Linked DNA regions of Homo sapiens: region 1 is linked to region 2. A link is an interaction called in ENCODE POLR2A ChIA-PET data of the cell type or tissue named here. Cell type or tissue: endothelial cell of umbilical vein. All regions are shown on one strand. Links, peaks and the distances in the headings refer to the core of each region. The heading gives the core; the rest is flanking DNA. Region 1 has its middle 33 kb from the start of LINC02935. Region 2 overlaps VTI1A (vesicle transport through interaction with t-SNAREs 1A).

Region 1 (12,183 bases), core at 1,407-9,406, 52 kb before region 2:
TCATGATAGTGAATAAGTCTCATGAGATCTGATGGTTTTATAGAGGGCAGTTCCCCTCCCACGGTCTCTTTGCCTGCTGCCATGTAAAACGTGACTTTGTTCCTCATTTGCCTTCCACCATGACTGTGAGACCTTCTCAGCCAATGTGGAACTGTGACTCAATTAAACTTCTTTCCTTTATAAATTACCCAGTCTTAGGTATGTCTTTATTAGCAATATGAGAAAAGACCAATACATATATATATATGTATATATATAAAATACATATATATAAAACAATTTGACTTTTCACTTTAGTATTATTTAGTATTTAGTATTATTTAGTACTTAGTATTATTCCATGACATAAATGGACCTTAAATTATTTAAGCACATTCTTCATTGATGGACTTTTTAGAAAACTACTGTGGTTTAAAAGTTGACCTTTGTTTGGATAAATATCTAAGCTGAATTGATGAGCTCTCGGCTCTGATTAGATCCAAAATAGAAAATCCAATGATTGATATATTATGTGACCAAAATCATCATCTATGTTTCTAAAAGGGGCTTGGTACAGTTGATTTAATCAAGGTATTTCAACTTTCCCAGAGAGGAATCAAGGAAATAATAATTTAATTGTTCACATTTGTTTAGTACATTCCAACTTTTCTTTTCTTTTTGAAATGGAGTCTTGCTCTTGTCGACTAGGCTGGAGTGCAATGGCACCATCTCAGCTCACTACAACCTCCACCTCCTGGGTTCAAGCAATTCTCCTGCCTCAGCCTCCTGAGTAGCTGGGATTATAGGTGCCCACCATCACACCTGGCTAATTTTTGTACTTTTAGTAAAGACAGGGTTTTGCCATATTGGCCAGGCTGGTCTCGAACTCCTGACCTCAGGTTATCCACCCACCTTGGCCTCCCAAAGTGCTGGGATTACAGGCATGAGCCACCGTGCCTGGCACATTCCAACCTTTCAAAGCATCTGTGATATTATTTAGTCCCTCTTATAGTCCTGGAAGAAAGCAGCACAGGCTTTATCATCCTCAATATACAGGTGAAACCAAAAACCAGAGTGCTAAAGTACATAGGAACTTGGTGGCTATTGGTCAGGGCAGACCTCGGTAAGTCCCAGAGTGGCCTGACCTCACTCTGTGTTCACTTGGTGTTCATGTACCATTGGCTGGTTTCTTACTTACACAGCCAGACCTGGGCTCCTGGATCCTGTAGACAGGCACAGAAACTGTCATAAGCCCCTCAGTCACCATCTTCTGACCCTCAAAGACTAAGCCAGATTGGCTAGGAGAAGGCATTTAATGTGATGATGGCCTATCTGAGGAATTATAGAAGAGAGATGAAGATCAGCTAATCCAACTCCCTCAGAGTACTGTCAGGTAAGCTGGGCCCAGGTGGCTTGCCCAAGTTTATACCAAACATCAGTGGCAGAGCCAGGCCAAGAACCCATGCCTCTTGCTTTCTACTCTTGGCCTTCTTGCCATACCTCATGGATGCATTAAGAGGTTTGAGGGATGGAACTATCTGTTAGTAACAATGTGCTTGGTGGGCACAAAGCACTGGAGAAAACTCAATTATGCTTTGGGTAAGAGATGTGAAAGAGAAAGCCATAAGAGAGAGACAAGCCTATGCTGCCAGAATCTCTTCCACCTCCTCTCTCTGCAACCTCACCCTCACAGCCTTGCTCAGGCTCTGTCTGTTTCTGTGCTTGGTTAAGTTGTGTGTGAGTTTAACTCTTGCAGACCAAATGGCACAGCAATGAAAGCAAAGGCTTAGGAATATTATAGACGAGGGTTCAAATTCCTTATTATCAAATTCCTTGTTATCTAGATGATCTTGGACAAGGGCTGAATCTCTTTTGTTTCAGTGGCCTCATCCATAACATGGGGGATAAGAGAGAGCCTTAGTGTGGTTGGAAACAGTACAAGAGAGGGAACATGCAAAAAACTTAGCACGGAGCTCAGGATAGCACACAGCCCCCACGAATGGGGGCTTTTACTTTCCACAAACATTTGCTGAGAACCTACAGGACATCAGCTACTATGCAAGTCACAGTGGGGGATACAAACATGAATAAGACATAGTCTTACCCTGTAGGAACGTACAATCTAGTAGGGCAGGGATGGGTGATACAGAAGCAGCTCTACCTTCTGTATTTATGTAATTCTGAAGCCTTCTACCAGGAAGGTTGGAGCTCTCTTATTCCATATAAGGCTCCTCCACCATGTAGGAAAACACATGATTCCAACGCAGCCATGTGTCAAATCCATCCTTAAGGATTAAAGAAATAGAAGTAACAGATACTAACGCTGATATCATATCTGCAGACTGCCAGATAGACAGAGCCCTTTGAAGTTCCAATCTCTTGAAGGTCTCTTTGGACCAGGCAAACTCCCCATGCCACATCCCGTGAGGCCATGTAGGCCCCTGGTGACACTCCTCTTCTTTGGGACCATGGTGGGCTTTTGAATTTAGTAGGGAGGTGGCAAGATCCCATCAATCTCCATGTAGTTAGATCCATCTTTTCCTCAGTGAAAGAAAAAAAATCTCCAACACCACCTCCAAACACAGAGACCTACCCTCCTTTATAAAGTGCATTCCTCTTTCTGGTTTTAGTTTCAAGTGTCTCCGTATCCAAAATGAGACTGCCCTTTGCCCGCCTTGTATTTATCAATACATTGAATTCCAGACCTGCAAATGTGATGACTGAACCTGAGCGGAATTTCTGTAGTCTCCAAGAGATGCCCACTGGTTCTCAAAAGGGAAAACCAAAGCTAAGCCTTCCGTGGCTCTTTTCCCTCCTGTTCCCCACCCCCTCAACCAGACCTTACGATGTCAAAGGTGCTCCATCAGCACACAGCTTGGGTTGCCTACTTTCCCCTTTCTCTGGAAAGCAAGTTTTGGCAGAGTTGAGCCATCTTGTTCCCATTTGGGGCTCTCCTATAGAAAAGGCTCAGTTATCTTGTTCAGAGATCCCCAATAATCACTGCGCTTACAAAACTTGCTAAGGGCTATCATTACAGCAACCACATTTTCTAAACCCGTTATCAAAACTTCAGAGCTGACATTGTCTGGGAAAAGGAAACAGACCCTGTGAAATGTAGCCATACCAGAGAGAACAGGGACATGCTGGGGCAAATGCAGGGATAAGACATTGAGCTTTGGGAAAATAGAGAAGGGAGCAACTCTGAGAAAAGCCAAAAACAGTAAAATAAAAACCTCTAATGCAAATCAGGCTCCCAAGTGCACATAAAGATAAACGGGCCAGTCAGGGTGGGAACTTGGGTCCTGGGGCAGCTCTGAAACTCCCAAAGAGTTGCCAAATGTGAGAACTGATTTTCTAGTAAATTAATGAGATCTTGCTCTCCTAATTGTAATGACAGTTATTATTGACTGCACGACTTGAATGTGTCAGGCACTGCGCTGTGTTTTATATGTTCTGTATCACTGAAGTGCAGATACTAAAATGTCAAAAGGATTTTACCATAATTAGTCCATTCATCCATCTATCTATCCATTTGTCCATCCATCCATCCATCCATCTGATCATCCATCCATCCATCCATCCACCCATGTGTCCATCTGTCCATCCATCCATCCATCTGACCATCCGTCTGATTATCCATCCATCCATCCATCCATCCATCTATCCATTCATCCATCTGTCTGATCATCCATCCACCCATCCATCTGATCATCCATCACTCCATCCATCCATGCGTCCATCCAATCATCCATCCATCCATGTGTCCATCCATCCATCCATCCATCCATCCATCCATCCATCTATCCGACCATCCATCCATCCATCTGATTATCCATCCATCCATCTGATTATCCATCCATCTATCCATCCATCCATCTATCCATTCATCTATCCATCTGATCATCCATCCACCCATCCGTCTGATCATCCATCCATCCATCCATCTGTACATCCATCCAGTAACATTTGCTAAGCAAGTACTAAGTCCCTGTAGGATCATGATTACTATGGATTGAAGGAGGCCCACACATAAACAAGTAGCCCCATCACAGTGTGATAATATAAGGTGAGATGATTTTTCTAGGAATCTACCAAAGGACTCCCGGTTCCAGCCCCACCTCCCACCTTGTGAGTCAAATTAAAACGCATTCATTAATCCCATCTGAAAGTCCCAAACAGCTCTCTGCTTCAAGTGGTAATAAATATTTCATGCCCAATTGTGCTGCGTTCCTCGCTGTGTTTATTAAATGGAGTTTCTCATAATTCCAGTTATTCATTTTAATGGGTCAGGCCTTGGCTGTGATTTAAACAGACCGCTGAGGAAACAGCCGTGGTTAAACATTGTAACGGTATGGATTATTAATTTAATTGGCTGGCTATTACTTGTTTGGACTCTGAGCTAACACATTTAGTTCAGTCTCTGGTGGCCCATAAACCGCAAAGGTCATGACTTTAACATTCAGAAGAATGGGAAAAAGGAATTGAGGTTGAGATTAGGAAGAAAACTTACAAAACAGCATGGGGAAGACAGTGTGAGGAAGCACGGGCTTGCTGGAGGCAGGGCAGGGCAAAGGGGGTTCATTGGTTGGATTCGCATTAGAACTTCCTCAGCAACCAGCCCCTGGGCTGACAACTGCCAGGAGCCAGTCTCTCACTCAGATTTCTGAAAGGGCCAAACACTTAAGATATGGTGATGGGAGCACCCCACACCCCGGGAAGGCCACACCTGTTTTCTGGATGCCTGAACCCCAGGGAAGGGTTGTGTGTTGTGGAAAAAGCAAGTGAGAAGTAAGGGGGTTACCAGAATGGCCGTTCTGCAGACCCCTGGACATCAGAGCCATGAATGACCTACTTTCTCTTCTGCCAAAGGCCCTGTGACCCTTCTAGATGCCGCCTCCCAATGTGCAGGGGTCCCAGGACCCTGAGATCTAGATGAGATCATCTCCGTACCCCTGTACTCCATGACCTGTGGATATCCAAAGCCCCCTCCTCTTTTTATTTTTTTTTGAGACACAGTCTCACTCTGTAGCCCAGGCAGGAGTACAGTGGCACTATCTAAACTCACTGTAACTCCTAGGTTCAAGCCATTCTCCTGCCTCAGCCTCCCGAGGAGCTGGGATTAGTGGCACCTGCCACCATGGCCAGCTAATTTTTGTATTTTTAGTAGAGATGGGGTTTCACCATGTTGGCCAGGCTGGTCTGGAACTCCTGGCCTCAAGTGATCTGCTCGCCTTAGCCAAGCATGGTTGTGGGCACCTGTAGTCTCAGCTACTTGGGAGGCTGAGGCACGAGAATCTCTTCAACCTGGGAGGCACAGGTTGCAGTGAGCCAAGATCGCTCCACTGCTCTTCAGCCTGGGTGACAGGTAACAGAGCGAGACTCTGTCTGAAAAAAAAAAAAAAAGGGCCGGGTGTGATGGCTCATGTAATCCCAGCACTTTGGGAGGCCGAGGTGGGTGGATTACCAGAGGTTAGGAGTTTGAGATCATCCTGTTCAACATGGAAAAACCCCATCTCTACTAAAAATACAAAAATTAGCCGAGTGTGGTGGTGCATGCCTATAATCCCAGCTACTCGGGAGGCTGAGGCAGGAAAATCACTTGAACCTGGGAGGCAGAGGTTGCAGTGAGCCGAGATTGTGCCATTGCACTACAGCCTGGGCAACAGAGCGAGACTCTGTCTCAAAAAAAAAAAAAAAAAAAAAAAGTAGCACACAAATTACTCTATTACAGTTTTAAAAATATTTTGATAACTGTATTCTAATATAGTTGGATTACTCATCTTAGGATTTTGTTTTATCTGTTTAAAAACATTAATCTGAGAAGGGATCCTTAGCCTTCCCCAGGGGGCCAATAATGGGCACACAGAGTAATTCAGGTTTACTCAGCCACCTTGACATTGCCAAACTCTGGACCTTTCTCTGAGTGGGAAGCTGTCTGTGGCTGTGCGGGCATTCTCCTCTCCACTCCCCCCAGTCACCTGCCTATTTGCTGCGTGGATCTTCACCGTACTATCAGTCCCCATGTGCTGATGAAGAAAGGGGACAGGGAGATTGGGTAACTTTGCGTTGCATATTTGGAAGCATCAGGCGAGACATTTGTGGCAGCAAGAAGTGATCATATTTGCCAGAATGTGACCAAGAGATAGGAGAACAGACCTCAAATTTGGAAGCAGTGGTTTGTGGACAAATAGAGTGTGTCAGTTTCCTAGTTCCTTTCCTGTCTCAAGAGTTGATGACTTTCATAGTTCTTACATTCAAAGTGAAGAGTAAGCCTGTGAAATGCATTATCTCAAGAGAAGGCACAGGCTGGAAGCTAACAACGGGGTAGCTTATATCAGATGTGCAGCCAGTGTCTTCCAATAGAGGCATTCAACACATGGTTGGCTGATTGATGAACAAATGAAGGAAGGAAGGAAGGAAGGAAGGAAGGAAGGAATGATAGTTATGGTGGTTAATTTTATGTGTCAACTTGCATGGGCTAAGGGATGCCCAGATAGCTGGTAATACTATTTCTGGGTATGTCTGTGAGGGAGTGGAAGAGATTAGCATTTGAATCAGTAGACCCAGTAAAGAAGATTGCCCTCACCAATGTGGGCAGGCATCTTCTAAGCCAGTGATGGCCCGGGTAGAATGAAAAGGCAGAGGAAAGGTGAATTCACTCTTTCTATTTGAGCTGGGACATCCATCTCTTCCTGCCCTTGGACATTGGTACTCCTGGTTGTTGGGCCTTTGGACTTAGATCAGGACTTACACTATCTGCTCCCCTGTCCTCAGGCCTTCGGACTTGGTCTTTAGACTTGAACTTAATGATACCACCAGCTTCTTTGGTTCTCCAGGTTGCAGACAGCAGATCATGGGACTTCTTTGCATCCATAATTTTGTGAGCCAATTCCCATACTGTCTCTGTCTCTCTCTTCCTTTCTCTCTGTCTATGTGTGTATAGCTAGCTAGCTAGCTAGATCCAACTGGTTCTATTTCTCTGGAGAACACTGACTAATACAGAGGACTTATATAAATTACTAGGGGAGGCTGGAGATTGGGAGATATAAGTCTATAAACAGCATGATCCCTAAGAATTCAGGGGCCCAGTTCCATCCCCAAATGTGTGTATGTGTGTATGTGTATAAAATCTAATTACAAAAAGCATCATAGATATCCTAGAGAGAAAAAAAAAGTAACAGATGTGGTGTGTATTATTATTTTCTTCAATCCCAACAGAAGCCCTGCAAAGTCCTGCCATGTGCTGCCTTTCACCCCCCACCCATCTGCCTGCCCCGCAGGTGCTCCCGCTCCCACTTGCTCCTGTCCTTGTCCACACTGTCCACACACCCAGCTCAGCCTAAGGAGAGGAATGGGAGGGGTGTGGCATTGGCTTCAGGACAGAGACCACCAAGCAACGTGCTGCCTCTCCAGGGTGGAGGTGGGAAATGGACAGAGAGGAGCCTTTAATTCTGGCAGAGATTGAAGTTGGAGATGGGTGAGGGCAGGTGAGATGAAAGGGGGGCTTCTGCACATTTTATGTGGAAAAGCAAGAGGCAGGGTGAGCTGTCCATGCACACAGACTCCAAAGCAAACCCTTTGCAGATGTGTGAATGGTCTGAGGCTCCCCTGAAAAAGATAGGAGTGCCTGCTTTCTTTTCCATGGCACCCCCATCTGTACCTGGCTGAGCGCAGGGTTTCAGAAGGTGAGACTGTCTGATTCTAGGAAAACCAGGCTTGGTAGCTGCTTTCCTGAGATTGAAAGGGAGTGTGTTTAGCCCTAGGAATCCATCCAGAGTGAGCTGAAATCACTGTTTATGAAAGGCAAACCACTCCAGAATTCATAGAGATGGTTCTCCATATTGTCCTTTTAAACTCTTGAGACAGTGTGTCCACAGGTGCACTCACAGCAAGCATGGTGTCTATGAGAACAAGGCTGAGCAAAGAGTTATTGATTTCCTACTATGTGCCAGGCTGAAAGGAGGATACAAAAATGAATAAGTAATACCCCTGCCCTGCACAGGGAGACCTCAGGGGAAGCAACGAACCAGGCAACTTCAGCCCAAGCTCTGTGGGCAGGAGGTCTGTGCATCTGTGGGCTGCCATTTTGTGTGGCCGTGTTACCTAATATTGCTAGGAGAGCAAGCTCCACTTCCAATGGCCTATATTGGTGGCATGGCTATGCCAGTCCCACCAAAAGCAGGCTTCAGGAAGACTTTGCGTTTGGACATCGCCAGGTGTTTATTTGATTTTTCCTATTTCTTGGTTTTTAATTGGTTTCAGATGTGAGTACCCAATAGCGGCCCTGAATAAATAAAACAGATCATAAAATATGGCCAAGCAAAATGGGCGTGAGTAATCCCAGAGTGCATGGAAATGCACTTCCAGAAAGGCTCATAAATAATGAGGTGGAAACAGTAGTCTATTTTCTCTTTAATGGAAAGCCAATTAGGAACCCTCTCTGGACTGGCGGGAAGAAGCCAGGTTCCTTTGTTCTGTAATGAGGAGGTGGGGGTAGAGTGGGTGAGGGGAAGCCACTAATCTTGCCAGAAAGGGCAGAGAAAATTCTCTGGTCATTGGGCCTGCAGAGAGTGACAAAATAGGAAGTTCAACACAAAGTAGGCTTCCCATCCTGGGTCGAGCTTCCCATCCCGGGTCGAGCTTCCCATCCCAGGTCGAGCTTCCCATCCCAGGTGGAGCTTCTCCAGCTCCTTCCCAGTTGGTGCAGGAAGGACTTTAAGCCCAAGCTGACTTGGGAAGAACTGGCAGAACTCTTTGGAGGCCCACAGCAGGCAGACTCTCTGTGAACTCAAAGAATCCTGTGGTTACTGACCCATTCTTGGCTCCTTCCCCTCCCTCACTGAGGCCCGGAAGGAGAGCCCCAGCTGGTACCATCTCCAGGGTGGGCCAGCTTTGAGCTGCAGGAAGGAAGACGGGAGTGCAGGATTCTAGAGGCGTTCTCTGCAGCAGGCGGCCCAGCAGACCCCTAGTGAATCTCCTTCTTATCGCTTCCCGATTGCTCTCCCTACATACTGGTGTCGCCTCATTCCAGACACTGGTTTTCTTCAAGCTGGTAATGCCTTTCATGGTGCTTCCATGCAGAACATTATAGATGATCTTGTCCCACTGAGGCATGGCAGGTATAGTGTCCTCCATCTTTCATAAGAGGGAACTGAGAAACAGAGGGGAAATGAGACGGTCGAAAGTCACACAGCCATGGAACAGCAGTGCTGGAAATCAGTTCTGTTCACTCTGCATGATCTCTGGGCGGCCGGGGCCCAGCTGGTGACTGTAAGTGGGGGTCATGGTGGCCTCCCCTCCGAAGCATTAGAGACATCTATAGTGGTTAAGAGCACAGGCTTTGGAGTCAGGGAGACCTGAGTGAAATTCTTGACTCTATCCCTTAATAATTGTGTGGTCTTGATCAAGTTTCTTAATTGTTCTAAGCCTGTTTCTGCATTTGTAAAACAGGGCTACTGAACTTGGGCTAATGGACTTAGTTCCCACCTGACAGGAAGCAATAAACAGCAGTGATACTGCTAGTACTTATTATTGTTAGAAGGCTTTGTGGCCAGCAGGCCTTTGGAATAGCCGGTGTGTTTCCTGTGGAACCCACTCAGGAGCATCACTACTGAGTTCAGACTCTGTCCATGTGAACAGTGTTCCCTGGAGACCTGGCTCAGTATCATATGAGGACCCAGGGAGGCAGCCAGACATGGCTAGCTGCCTCCAGCTCTAGGTTCATGCTGAGCAGGGTGGAGAAGAAGGGAGGCCTGGAGCTGAGGATGTCTGCTGAGAACTTCTCGGAGGATCTGAGGATCTTCTGTGCTTACCAATACAGAGTCACAGGGGAGGCAGCAGGTCCCTCAAAGCCAAGGCTCTTCCTACGTATGCTTCTAAAACAAAATCAGTGGCAGTCTGATGGAGAGAGGAGTCCACGGAGTGTAGCAGCTTTGCTGTGTAGAAGCTTGGGCCAGAGCTTTTGGTAAAGGGCCACAGCTGGAGAATCTGTTGCTTTTGTTCCTTATGATGAGTTTTTGGCAAGTTTTGTTTTTATTTTTAAAGAAATTTCACTTTTCCTCCATTGAAATGGATAAAACACTGCTCACCCATCTGTGTGACTCAAGGAAATGCTTGAAAAGCAGAGAGGTCTTGAAGAACAACACGAGGTCTCAGGAGACTTGACCATCGATGTTTGCCACTGGCCACCTGTGGAATGTGGGTACAGTCCATTACCTTTTGAAGGTCACTTGTTCAGCAGGGCAAGGAAGAAAGGGTGAAATATTTGTGAAACACACATGATGGACTAAGCACCTTGCCCCTCGCCTCATGAGGTATGTCCTGGTATCTCCAGTATATAAATGCAGAATCCAGGGCTCAAAGAGGCTACACACCTTGCCCACTATCAGACCCTGCATCACTTGGAGTTTGATGGCTGCAAGCAACAGAAACTCATTCTTAAAGACTCAAGAAAAAGCTGAGCAAGCAGGTCTTGCAAGGACAAGGATGTGGGCAGTTCTGGGGTTGGAGGTAGTAGGAGCTCACAGACATGGTCACTGGAGATTGCAGGCGAAATAGTGAGCTTTAACTTGTCACCCCATTCAGAATTTACCCCCCTGGAAGAGTGAGTCTTATGGATTTGGCCAGGTTGCCTGGCTGTACCTTGGACAAGGAGAACATGGCACTTTGAAAGACAGCCCTGGCCGGGCGCGGTGGCTCATGCCTGTAATCCCAGCACTTTGGGAAGCCAAGGCAGGTGGATCACGAGGTCTGGAGTTCGAGACCAGCCTGGTCAACATGGTGAAACCCCATCTCTACTAAAATACAATTAAAAAAAAATTAGCTGGGTGTGGTGGTGTGTGCCTGTAGTCCCACTTACTCGGGAGGCTGAGGCAGAGGAATTGCTTGAACCTGGGAGGTGGAGGTTGCAGTGAGCTGAGATTGTGCCACCACACTCCAGCCTGGCGACAGAGCAAGACTCTGTCTCAAAAAACAAACAAACAAACAAAACAAAACAAAACCAAGAAAGACAGTCCTATCCAGACTGAATGCAATGGGAGAGGAGCAATCCCCAGAGGAAAACTGGGGTGCTGTTACCAAGAGCAAAGGAGGGGACACTGCACTGCGAAGCAGATATGCACCATAGACATCCATTGGTCACAAAAGGTGAGTGGCACAGGTCAGTGACCCAAAGCCCAGAAGGGCTGCCAATAATGCCCACGTGCCAACCCCCACCTCAGGAGCCTTCACTTCTCTGTCCAGACTTGCGGCTTCCTCTTTAGTGGGCCCCATGATGCTGGCACTGCTTAGAAAGGGTTCATGCCCTGCTGGAGAGGAAATCTCCAAAGAAGGCAGAGAATTGGGAAGTGAAAGAGATACAGCAATAATTTAAGAGCAAGAGAGTGCCATGGAGAAGTGGGGAGGGCCTGTGGCTTTCTCAACGTGGGAAAATGACAAATCACTAGGAAGTTTTGTGGGGGAAGGGGAGCAGATAGGGACCAAACATGGGGAAGAATTAGAGGTGTAGGAATCATTGGAATCATCTAAAATTTAAAAGAAGCCACAGTATACTTTATCTACTCAGAAGTATTTGAGGTGTCTTATATTATAACATATTTAATCCATGAGAGTATTAACTTAAAAATTGTGAATTTAAAGAAATATAAAATGGGATGGTATATAATTAAAAATCTGGGAAGTTTCAAATTTAGCTTAGAGCTTCCTGGTAGCTAAGGCAAAAAAGGAAACATGATTGGTTATATAATTCTCATTTTCATTTTATTTTTTTCTTTTGTCTCATAAAAGGAAGTGAATCTGCAAGTCAGAAAACACAACATTCTCTTAAGTTATAAAGAAAAATTAACATGGTGGGATATTAAATATTCAATGGAAAGATTTTTCAGTGTAATTTCACTGAGGTTGAGAAACAGTCTTCCTACGGCCATTATCATATGAAGTGTGGTGGAAAGTAAAGAGTGTTCCTGCCAAGTGCCCCTCCCTGAGCTGGAAAGGTTCCCTACAGTTCTCAAGTTCAAATGCGTCTCCCTAGTTCAGAAGCTTCAGTTCAGAAGCCCCTGTATGGCTTCTCAGCTCTTCCATCTCCTGCAAAAACCAATTCCTGCGCTCACATCCCTCTGTTTTCAATACTTTCTGGTTTCTTTTTCCTGGGTGGACTTTGCTGGGTGTGCTCACTAATTGATGTCCAGCCTTAACCCAAACACCCTT
Region 2 (12,183 bases), core at 2,804-10,803:
GTGGGGGCGGGGTGTCAGCAGGAAAGGGCATTTGCTTTCAAACCAAATGCTGGCAGACATTTGGGAGGAAGAGTAGAAGGGGATGGGGAAAGAGTTGGAATAGAGAGAGCTCTAAGCAAGCTTGACTGGCTGGGCCATCCACCCCAACCTTGGACCTCAAAGGAGTTGTGCAAATGTGATACCCCTCAGGACCAGAAAAGTGAACTGTCAGGGCATCTGGGTGGATAGGACTGAGCCAGTTTGGAAGGGGGAAATACAGGCTGGCATTGGTGGGCCCCATCTGTGAGGAAGCTTAGTTGCAATCGCAGCCAGGGGCTGCCGGCCTGTATTGCTGTAGGCAAAGCAGAAAGGAATGCAGAGCTCGGAGACAATCAGAAAAACCAGCTAGGCCAAGGGGTTCCCAGCTAGTGAGATGGCAGCGAAGGAACTTGGGGAGAAGCCCAAAGTAACTTCCTCCTAACTTTGGGCAAGGGGAGGGCTTTATGTTGAACTAGGTCTGCAGCAAGCCGTCTTAATCTCCCTTTTGAAAATGCAAAGTGTGTTTACCCAGTAAATAATTTAAGAAAGAATATACACTTGAAAGAAGACATCCATTGAAACAGCCAGGCTAAATTGCCTCCAGGCAAAAACTTGTGCATTTGCATGCTGCATTCTATTAAGTGAGCACACTGTGGCTTTAAAAGAATGCAGAGCCAAAATAAAAGGAATGTGGGCCCGAAACATCAAGGATTCTCCAAGTTTACATTATGAATCACAGTGCTGTTGATACAAGATGAATTAACCATTTACTTTGAGGCTGAACTCACAAAGTACTATTGAAAGTACTGATCCCCATGTGGAACTCAGGGAGCGGTTAATCTTTCCATTGCCAGTCTCCTCCCAGCCTGGAAACGAGCTCCTGCGTGTGGCAGCCGGAATCACAGAAGGCTGGTTCCAGTGCAGGGGACAGGCGCGGCACTGCACCTGGCACAGTTCTCTGCTCTTGCTCGAGGAGCCCAGGAATTCCACTGGAACAGGCATTACGAGTGTTCTCCAATAGCCAGTTCTCCTCTACTTCCAGGCATGGACTGCACTCTTTTTTTTTTTTTTTTTTTTTTTTTTTTTGAGACGGAGTCTCGCTCTGTCGCCCAGGCTGGAGTGCAGTGGCGCAATCTCGGCTCACTGCAAGCTCCGCCTCCCGGGCTCACGCCATTCTCCCGCCTCAGCCTCCCGAGTAGCTGGGACTACAGGCGCCCGCCACCACGCCCGGCTAATTTTTTTTGTATTTTTAGTAGAGACGGGGTTTCACCGTGGTCTCTATCTCCTGACCTCGTGATCCGCCCGCCTCGGCCTCCCAAAGTGCTGGGATTACAGGCGTGAGCCACCGCGCCCGGTCTGCACTCACCTTAATGTTAGGCTTGGTCATGGAACTAGCTTTGGCTAAAGAAATGAGAGCAAAAGTTCTGAGTGTCACTGCCAGCTGGAGGCATCTAACTTCCAGTGTTTGTCTCTCTAGCGGGCTCTTCCTGCGGTTTTGATTTGGGGAGGGAGGGGCTGTATTGTTCCAGAGAGTACAAGTTATAGGATGGTGGTAACATCTTCTGCCTGGATCCTGCAGTCATTATGTAAAGGGCCACTGTCCTGGAGATGCACCTGGACTCCCAGTGGACTTGCGTTAAGCCATTGAGGACTGGGGGTTGTCACTGCCGAATACCATAAGCTCTTTTACCCTGAGTGATAACGCTACCGTCCGCCTCTCAGACAAGACGAGGCATCTGGCCAAGCCAAGAGAGGCTCTGGTTTCATGTATTTCAGAAGCTAAGGTATGATGAAGACTGATAAGATTTTTTTTTTCTTGAAGAACAGGTTTTTGCCTCTTGGTTTTCAAAAGCTGGGAACCTCTTCTGACCTCTTGGTCACAACACTTTTCACTGAAGAATCAGGAGCTTCTTCCAGCCAATGCTCCTGTGTATTGATGACTGATGATATCATGCGTGAGGCCTCACCAGGCCTAGCCAGGCATCCGCTTCCTGTGTACAGCAGATCTACAGTGGCTGCGTTCGTTTCCCTATTCCAAACAGCTGATGCTACCCCAGCTCCAGGGGTACAGCTGTGACTGAGGCTGAGATGGTCAGTACATTCCATGCCCCTGGCCATGGTAACTGGACCAGGAGCAGGCTTGTGACTTAAGTCCATCCAACAGAGTGGATCTCAGCAACTTTGCTTGAAATGCGGGGTCACCTGGACAGTTTGGTGTGTGGATGTCAGGCTGGATCCACTGCAGGCCTTTTGATTCATTGAGGGAAGCCAACCTAAGAAAGAAGCTGACCCACAGTGGGCAGAGAAATAGAACCCCAGTCCTGAAGACAGAGAACTTTAATTTTTAACTTTTTTTTTTTTTTTTTTTGAGATGGAGTCATTCTCTGTCTCCAGGCTGGAGTGCAGTGGTGCGATCTCAGCTCACTACAACCTCCCCCTCCCAGGTTCAAGTGATTCTCGTGCCTCAGCCTCCCAAGTACTTGGGATTACAGGCACCTGCCACCATGTCCAGCTAATTTTTGTATTTTTAGTAGAGATGGGGTTTCACCGTGTTGGCCAACCTGGTTCCAAACTTCTGACCTCAGGTGATCTGCCCATCTTGGCCTCCCAAAGTGCTGGGATTACAAGTGTGAGCCACCATGCCAGGCCGACAGTGAACATTTTTTTTTTTTTAAATCAAACCACCCTTTCTTTGGACTTTAACTTATATGAGAAAATAAACTGACTTTATTTTCCAAAGTCAGTTTGAATTGGGTTTTCTGTTATTTATGACCAAAAAGCATTTTTAGGTTGAGTCACCCTGATTCCAAAACCAGGTCCTTGATCTACGGCATATGTGCATTCTTCCCTCCTCTTCCAAGAGGCATTTCCTGGCTATGTCCCTCTCGTATTCTCCTATCTCCCTACACATCTCTCTTTCCAGTACATTGACTACAGTCCCCAGTAAAAAGTGGACCTTCCACAGTCCGAATTTCTTTTGTCTTTTGTATCCCTGATGCCTAACACACAGCTTGGCATAAATGTTCTCAAAACATGCTTGCTGAGTGAAGAAATGAGAGACTCTACCTACACGTGCTCAGGGTCACGTGGTTATTGCTCTCCTGGTTTCTAAGGACTGCTTGTAGATAAGCACAGCTTTAGGACTTAGCTGTTAGCCACTGTCCCATTAAGGATGCCAGCGGAGTCCCAACTTTTTTACAAGCCTGTGTTCATTAGCTGGAGAGTGGCAGACACTTTACAGGTTCAGAGCAGCATCCTGTACCTGCCTTCCTGCCTGGCCGACTGGCCCTGAATAACGATGCCCCACTTTTGGGGTCTGACAGAACAGTAACAATTAGCAACCGTGAGAGCATAGGATAAATTCTGAGCAGAGGAACCCGGATCTGCTTCTCTCTAGGCACTTCCCAAAACATGGGCCAAGGGAAAGCTCTTTAAATTCTATATCCAATTCAACGTTACTATTCACCAGAAAGAAATGAAAACAGGAGTAGGAGAAACAGTTAATTGTCATCTGCCTCAAACACTCACTTTAATTGGAAGGGTTATTTTCAGAGCTGGGGACATGTTTGCCTCTGAGCTAGAGCTGTGCGGTTATCATGCTGCCTGATAATGCCCATCTTGGGTCTTCTATGTCCTGCATCTCTAGGAGTAATCCTCAGCCCCATCGCGAGAATTCAGGGAGGCTGATCCCACTCTGATTCCACAGATGGACATATGGCCCAGGCAGGCCCAGCCAATGACAGCTCTCTAGCTCTTGCACTACCATTTGCTCAAGGATTGGTCTGCCACTCAAGCCAGATGGAATTCCTCTTGGGATTCTTCCTGGAAAATCAAGAAAAAGATACTGTCTTTACTGAGATTGACTGTCAGGACAGTGAGAACCTGGAGCTGCCAAGGACCATTCTTACTACCATACCGGACGAGGCTGCCTGAAAGAAGCCGACACCAGAGGAATGCAGAGCCGAGAGATAAAGAAAAAGAGACGGATTCCTGAAGACATATTTGAACCCCTGCTTCCTGCTGTGTGCCTGAAACCTGAAGAGTCACACTTCAGCTTCCCAGTTACAGGAGCCAAACAATTCCCCATTGACTGCAGCAAGTATGGTTGGGGATTCTCTCGCTTTCTTTTTTTTTTTTTTTTTTTTGAGATGGAGTCTCGCTTTGTCGCCCAGGCTGGAGTGCAGTGGCGCAATCTCAGCTCACTGCAACCTCCACCTCCCGGGGCCAAGTGATTCTCCTGCCTCAGCCTCCTGAGTAGCTGAGATTACAAGTGCTGCCACCACGCCCAGCTGATTTTTGTATTTTTAGTAGAGATGAGGTTTCACCATGTTTGCCAGGCTGTTCTTGAACTCCTGACCTCAGGTGATCTGCCCACCTCAGCCTCCCAAAGTGCTGGGATTACAGGCATGAGGCACTGCACCCAGCCTCTTACTTTAAATCATACTGATTGTACTGGATTGAACAGTGTCCCTGCAAATTCATGAGGTTCCACCTGGAACCTCAGAATGTGATCTTATTTGGAAATAGGGTCCTTTTTATTTTTTATTTTTAAGAGACAGAGTCTTGGCCTATTGCCCAGGCTGGAGGGCAGTGGTGCAATCACAGCTCACTGCAGCCTTGAACGCTTGGACTCAAGTGATCGTCCCACCTCAGCCTCCCAAGTAGCTGGGACTACAGGCATGCACCACCGCACCTGGCTAATTTTTAAATTTTTTGTAAAGACAGGGTCTCACTATGTTTCCCAGGCTGGTCTTGATCTCCTGGCCTCAAGAGATCCTCTTGCCTCGGCCTCCCAAAGTGCTGGGATTACAGTCATGAGCTCCATGCTGAGCCACCACCATGCCCAGCCTGGAAAGAAGGTCTTTGTGGATGTGATTCATTAGAGATCTTTTTTATTTTTATTTTTTATTTTTTTTGAGACGGAGTTTCACTCTTGTTGCCCAGGCTGGAGTGTAATGGTGCAATCTTGGCTCACTGCAATCTCCGCCTCCCAGGTTCAAGTGATTCTCCTGCCTCAGCCTCCCAAGTAGCTGTGATTACAGGCGTGTGCCACCACGCCCAGCTAATTTTGTGTTTTTAGTAGAGATGGGGTTTTACCATGTTGGCCAGGCTAGTTTCGAACTCCTGACCTCAGGTGATCCTCCTGCCTTGGCCTCCCCGAAGTGCTGGGATTACAGGTGTGAGCCACCACAGCTGGACTTCATTAAGGATCTTGAGAGGAAATCATTCCAGATTTAGGGTGGCCCTAAATCCGATGACTGGTGTCCTTAAGAGAGGACAAAGAGGGGCACGTGAAGATGGAGGCAGAGACTGGAATGATGTTGCCACATGCCAAGGAATGTTGGGCCACCAGAAGCTGCAAGAGGCAAAGAAGAATTCTTCCCTTACACTTTTGGAGAGAGCATCGCCCTGTCAACTCCTTAACTTCAGACTTCTAGTCTTCGCAACTATGAGAGAATAAGTGCATTTAAGCCATGTTGTTACGGCAGCCCTAGCAGCCCTGGAAAATGAATACACTGAGTGCTCGGATCCAGACCAGCATATGGAGCTGGTGATCTTATCTTGGGTTTCGTGATGACTGTTTTCCACGTCTCCACCTTCTTCCCCATGGCTGCACTGCACATTTACTGTGGATCTACACTAAGATCTCCTCCAAAGGACAGGTCAGTCCCAGCCGAGTTCACAGAAGCTTTGCATGCAGCTGTGGGGCTCACAGTCTTCCGAAGCTTTTGATTCTTACATCTCAGAATAAGAATTCCATTCATGAGCAGAGCAGGCAGTTTCCTGAAGCCATGTGAGATAAGGGGACTGAGGGGGCATGTGCCACAACACTCATTTCACAAAACTCCTGCCTCTGGAATAGGCCATTTAAAACAGGAAGAAGGCCAGGTACATTGGCTCATGCCTGAAATCCCAGAACTTTGGGAGGCTGAGGTGGGAGGATCCCTTGAGCTTAGGAGTTTGAGACCAGCCTGGGCAACATAGAGAGACCCTCATCTCTGTGAAAAATTAAAAAAAATTAGGCAGGTGTGGTGGCCTGTGCTTGTGGTCCCAGCTACTAAGGAGGCTGAGGCAGGAGAATTGCTTAAGCCTGAGGGTGAAATCGCAATGAGCCACGATTGCACTGCTGCATTCCAGCCTGGGTGACAGAGTGAGACCCTATCTCAAAAATAAAAAAAAATAAGGCTGGGCACGGTGGCTCATGCCTGTAATCCCAGCACTTTGGGAGGCGGAGGTGGGCAGATCACTTGAGGTCAGGAGTTTGAGACCAGCCTGGCCAACATGGTAAAATCCCATCTCTACTAAAAATACAAAAATTAGCCGGGTGTGGTGGCGTGTGCCTGTAGTCCCAGCTCCTCGGGAGTCTGAGGCAGGAGAATCGCTTGAACCCGGGAGGTGGAAGTTGCAGTGAGCCAAGATCTTGCCACTGCACTCCACCCTGGGTGACAGAGTGAGACTCCGTCTCAAAAATAAAATAATAAAAAAAAAGGGAAGAAAACTAGATGCTATCTCTGGGCCAATCTACCAAGCCATCATCAGCCATTAGTAGCCCCCACTGGCTAACATCAATTTAGGTGTAGTCAGTCATCCGAGAGACCTGAGGGACTGGGACACAGTGGGGATGAGTTTTGATGGGCAGGGAGATGAGCACTTTCTCCAGCAAGGAACTGAGGAGCCACATCCACTCCCTGAGCCCTGGCATATCTAGATTAGGTCCTGAGTGAGGACTGGAGTCGCTTCGCCCTGTTTCTAAATTTTTCTTAATACTTAGCTCAACAGGAATCAGCACGCTCTGTCTGCAGAGGGCCAGATAGTCAGTATATTAGTGTGCTAGGGCCGGCATAACAAAGTCCCACAGACTGGGCGGCTTCAACAACAGAAAGTTATTGTCTCCCAGTTCTGGAGGCCAGAAGTCCAAGGTCAAGGTGTCGGCAGGGTTGGTTCCCTGAGAGAGCAGTGAGAGAGTCTGATCCATGCCTCTCTCCCAGCTTCTGGTGGGTTGTCAGCTATCTTTGGGGTCCCTTAGCTTGTAGATGCATTCCCTCATCTCTGCCTTTGTTTTCACAAGGTGGTATCTCTGTGTGAGTGCCTGTGTTCAAGTTTCTCCTTTTAATAAGGACACCGGTCACATTGGTTTAGGAGCCCACCCTATTCCCGTACCTCATCTTAACTAATTGCATTTGCAAAGACATTATTTCCAAATAAAGTCATATTCTGAGGTACCAGAGGTTAGTACTTCGACATATAAATTAAGGTGAGAGGCTGCAATTTAACCCATAACTAAACATTTTAGGCTTTGGGGACTACGCAGTCTGTCACAACTACTCAACTTTGTTCTCGTAGTGTAAAGCAGCCAGTGACATATGTCAACGAATAAGCATGGCTGTGTTCCAATACAATCTTTATTTACAGACACTAGAATCTGAGTTGTATAATTTTGAATGTGTATAATTTTCACATGTCAAAAATTCTTCTTTTGAGTTTTTTTCAACCATTTAAAAATGTACAACTATTATTAGCCCGTGGCTAAAACAGGAGGAAGGCTGGATATAGCCCACTGTCTGTGATTTGCCCACTCATGATCTAAAAGCCAAAAGCTACTGGCTGGGCACAGTGGCTCACGACTGTAATCTCCACACATTTGGGAGGCTATGGTGGGAGGATCGCTTGAGGGCAGGAATTTGAGACCAGCCTGGGCAACATGGTGAGACCCAAGTCTCTACAAAAAGTAAAAAAAAAAAATAGCCAGGCGTGGTGGGGCACACCTTTAGCCCCAGCTACTCTGGAGGCTGAGACGGGAGGATTGCTTAAGCCCAGGAGTTCAAGGCTGCAGTGACCTGTGATCGCACGACTGCATTCCAGTCTGGGAGACAGAGCAGGACTCTGTCTCAAAAAAAAAAAAAAAAAAAAAAAAAAATCTATAATCTACCTAGGGCGGCCCTCCTTGGTTAAATTATGTGGTGGTCTTCGACAAGGCATGAGCTGCACAGACAGGTCTGGCAGGTCTGGCTGAAGTCCTTCTGAAGAACAAAGGAAACACAGAGTCCCTGCCCTATGGGAACTTATGGTGTCACAATGAGCAATCAATGAATGACAGAAGCCTCACGACAAAGGCCGCGATTAGAGTAATGCCAGGGCCGGGACAATGTGTTCTGTGCCCATAATCTGGTATTTACCTGGTGTGACCTAGAGCAAGTCACCCCATGACATTTGGGTTTCAGTTTCTTCCCCAACAAAATCAGCCAACTCACAAACCACCCCAGGGAGGAGAGGATTAGCTCATTAAAGATTTTAAAGCACTCTGAAAAGCTCTTTACATGTGTGCAGCTGGCAAATCATTCTGTAAAAGGAGATGGTATTTCAGGAAAGGTGAGAGGCACTGGTTGTCAGAGGCTGGAGAAGCTGCCTAGGAAACTTCCAGTGGCTGGATGGGAAGGTGGGGGCAGGAATCCAGGAAGCTGCTGCTTCCCAAGCCTGCCAGGCTTCTGGTTCCCACAGGCTGGTATCCATCTGGGCCTCATGCTGACAGTCTCCTGAGCACAGCCGAGCCTTCTCTCCCATAAACATCAAAAGGGAGGGGAGGGCATCACATTGGCTGGCTCCGGGATACCTTCCCAGCCTGGGAAGGCAGCCAACAAGTACCTGTCAGAGCCCACTGATAAGTCCGATGGGTTTAGATCAGTAATGTGTAGTTACATTGCACTCTATGTTGCCAAATGTGTACAGCAAATTTCAGCCTGGGCACCACGGCCACTGCCATTCTTAAATATGGACTTGACAATGGCAGGGGGCCTGCAGAGCGGCTTTGCTGGCTGCAGACTCCCAGATAGGATCAAGGCAGCTCACTTCAATCAAAGGGCTTGGAAAGAACTTGAAGAGAATTAAATAAGGATGTTCTAGAAATGCAAGGTATATTTAACTCCTCACAGGTCTGTAGATGGCTAGACCTGGAAAAGGCCTCCATGCCCTAGTCTAAATTCTTCATTTTATTTTATTTTTTTTAGAGACAGGGTCTCACTCTGTCACCCAGGCTGGTGTGCAGTGGCACGATCACAGCTCACTGCAGCCTTCACCTCCTGGGCTCAAGTGATCCTCCCACCTCAGCCTCCTGAGTAGCTGGGATTACAGGCACACATTACCACATCTGGCTTAGATTCTTCATTTTAGAGTTGAGGACACTGAGGCTGTGAGAGGGGAAGAGATATGCCCAGGGTCAGCCATCTGCGGCACAGCCAGGCCTTCCGGCCCCACGTCCACTCTTGTTTCACTATCACACTCTTTCTCATTCAAGCGGCCACTGCCTCTAACGGTGTCTGTACCTGACGGCAACTCAAATCCATCAGTGGCCCCACCTCTTAATGAGCCCAACCCAAACTCACTTCTCTCTAAAATGAAGAAGGAGGCTGGGTGCAGTGGCTCATGCCTGTAATCCCAGCACTTTGGGAGGCCAAGGCGGGTGGATCACTTGAGATCAGGAGTTTGAGACCAGCCTGACCAACCTGGTAAAACCCCATCTCTACTAAAAATACAAAATTAGCCGGGCATGGTGGCACATACCTGTAATCCCAGCTACTTGGGAGGCTAAGGCAGGAGAAATGCTTGAACCCAGGAGGCAGAGGTTGCAATGAGCCGAGATTGAACCATTACACTCCAGCCTGGGCAACAAGAGCGAAACTTCGTCTCAAAAAATAAAAAAATAAAATAAAATGAAGAGGGGGCATGGGACGACTGGGAAAAGTGGCCCCTAACTCCAGGCCAAGGCTGAAGTGGGAAAAGAAGAGTAACATTAGAAAGTAGCTTTTTTCTTAAAACCAAGATTACTCAATTTCGAGGCTGCTCTTTTCTCTGAGAATATGCCCTTTCCACTGTTTCAGTGTCAAAATGTCCCTTGTTTTATGGAGTGATGATGACAGTAGATGGCAGGGTTTTTCCCCAGTGTCCTTCTTTGGACATTGGAAATGTAGTCTCCCTTGGAAATTACTTTCTCTTACTTGGCGAAATAAATAGTGGACAATCTTCCAATAGGCCTGTACTTAAAAAAAACAAAAAGGTCCATTCCAAGAAATCTGAACATCTGTAAAGCATGGGGCTAGAAAATCCAACCCGGCTCTACTCTTTGGTGATTCTTCTAGAGAATGCGGCTGCAGCAACATCCACTGCAGTGAGGACAGCTGCAGCCATGGCAGCAGGGATGCCTGCATGAGCAGCTCAGGTTGGCTGGGCTTTACTCCAGGCCAGGTGCTGTTCTGGCATTTTATACACTGTGCCTGAACCCTCACAACAACCCTATGAGCTGGGGCCTATTATCATCCCCATTTTTACAGAGGAGGAAACCGAAGCCTCAACCCACTTCTCCAGCCCCATCTTCTACCACCGTATGGCATACAGATCATTATTTATATAATCGTGTGTCTTAGAATCTTTACTAGATCCTCCTTGGTTCTTTGATAGAAGAGTCTTGGACATCTTCACATTATTTTCTATAGACACAGTCATTGAGTACACAAACTTATTTATATGTTTATTTTTTGAGACAAGGTGTCTCCCTGTTGCCCAGGCTGGAGTGCCATGGCACTGCTCACCACAGCCTCAACCTCCTGGGCTCAAGTGATCTGCCTCAGCCTCCCAAATAGCTGGGACCACAGGTGCATGCCACTATGCCTGGCTAATTTAAAATTTTTTTTAGTAGAGATGGGTCTCCCTGTGTTACCCAGGCTGGTCTCAAATTCCCGGGCTCCAGCGATCCTCCTGCCTTGGGCTCCCAAAGTGTTGGGATCACAGGTGTGAGCCACCACACCCAGCTGCAAGTTTATTTGTGTTGGTAGTGCAGGGCACTGATTAACCAAAGTCAACCGATTCTTCACTTAGTGCCTAATGTAAATACACAGTACATTACTAAGGTAATATTCATTTTATTCTGCAGCATATTTCATCAGCTTTCCTCAATCACTGGCACACTGCCTGTTTTCTTTCAGCCTTTTAAGGGGCTCAATTTATCTCTTCTAGGTAAATGCGTGATCACCTGATCCCTCACCAAAGAGTATGAGACAGAAAGAATGGCAAGTGTTCTCTGGGAGCTGCCAATGACCTGGTACCACACGATTTTTTATTTTTACATAACATATGGGTGAGGGGATACACTATAGAAAGATTCAGGTCTGCTGAAGATTTATTGTAGTGGATCTGTTGGAATAGAGTTCTAGACAGAAAGAAAATCAGATGGAAGAACTAGCTAGACTCACTGTGCGAATCTGGGAAAGGACTACGGGTCCTTGAGTTTCCCCATCCACGAAATGGTAATAAAGGAAGCTCTCCCAAGTATTTTCTGCGAGGGTTGTGAAGAGCAATATAACTTCCGGACAGTCTTAAAAAGAGAGTATCTTTTTCTGGTTTATTGCATACAAGATGTCATTGAATCTTTATAATTATGTTAAGTATTAGGACCTAGATCTGATGGCTCAGGCCTACCCAGGGAAAAGGCCAGGCCCACTCCAGAGGTGGCCGAAAGGTCTCAGCCCAGGGCAGACGTGATTGGTGTCTGGGCCAGGATGACCCCTCCCCAACCCCCAGCTTTAAGTACTCCTCACCCTCCCACCTCCTGCTGGCCATCCTGGGAAGATCTGCTCGAGAAGGTTCTCCACCCCCACTGGGTCCTAACCCTTTATTGAGAAGCAAACTTACTGCTCTTCTGAACTAGTAACCCACCAAGCTCTTTTCTGAAGGTCCCTCATCCTTTTCAGCCTCCAGAGAAGCCACATACTACATTCACGTGGAGGTTGAGCAACCACCCTCATTTTTGGAGCCAAACTGCTTGGATTCGAATCTAGGATCTACCACACACCAGTTGTACAGCATTGGTTAAGTTACTGCATTCCTTCTCTGAGATTACATCCTCTTGACTGTTTTAGTGTGAAAATGAAAATGTTCTTTATTTATGCAGTGATAGTAGGAGAAGATGTACCAGTGTCTTTCCTTGGACATTAGAAATGTAGTCTCTCATTGGAAATTACTCTTTCCTACTGGGCAAAATAAAGAGTGAACAATCTACCATCAGGTCTCTATGAAAGAAAACAGTACCAATATAAGGAATTGGCACGCTCCAAAGAATCAACGCTCTGCTTTCCCTCTATTGGTAAAATGGGGCCAATAATAGCAGCATTCTGT

The links. ChIA-PET counts read pairs that join two places held together with the same protein. Peaks named below come from ENCODE experiments on the same cell type or tissue, not always from the same donor. Only the 100,000 strongest peaks of a DNase experiment are listed, where the experiment ranks them.
Region 1: POLR2A ChIA-PET joins it to region 2 with 17 read pairs; 4 of 35 experiments call an interaction of 5 or more read pairs at or near these places.

Annotation. Positions count from the first base shown.
Region 1 is chr10:112,851,560-112,863,742 of GRCh38, reverse strand. It overlaps a transcript of VTI1A not described here. Among named protein-coding and RNA genes, the nearest start is that of LINC02935, 33 kb to the left of the region's middle. In endothelial cell of umbilical vein, for the core only: no CTCF peak of the experiment used is centred there; a DNase peak (open chromatin) is centred at 4,412; H3K27me3 peaks cover 752 bases.
Region 2 is chr10:112,800,605-112,812,787 of GRCh38, reverse strand. All of the region lies in intron 7 of VTI1A (vesicle transport through interaction with t-SNAREs 1A), which reads right to left. Among named protein-coding and RNA genes, the nearest start is that of LINC02935, 84 kb to the left of the region's middle. RefSeq lists enhancers at 1-537, 538-1,236, 1,237-1,937, 8,061-8,560. In endothelial cell of umbilical vein, for the core only: no CTCF peak of the experiment used is centred there; no DNase peak of the experiment used is centred there.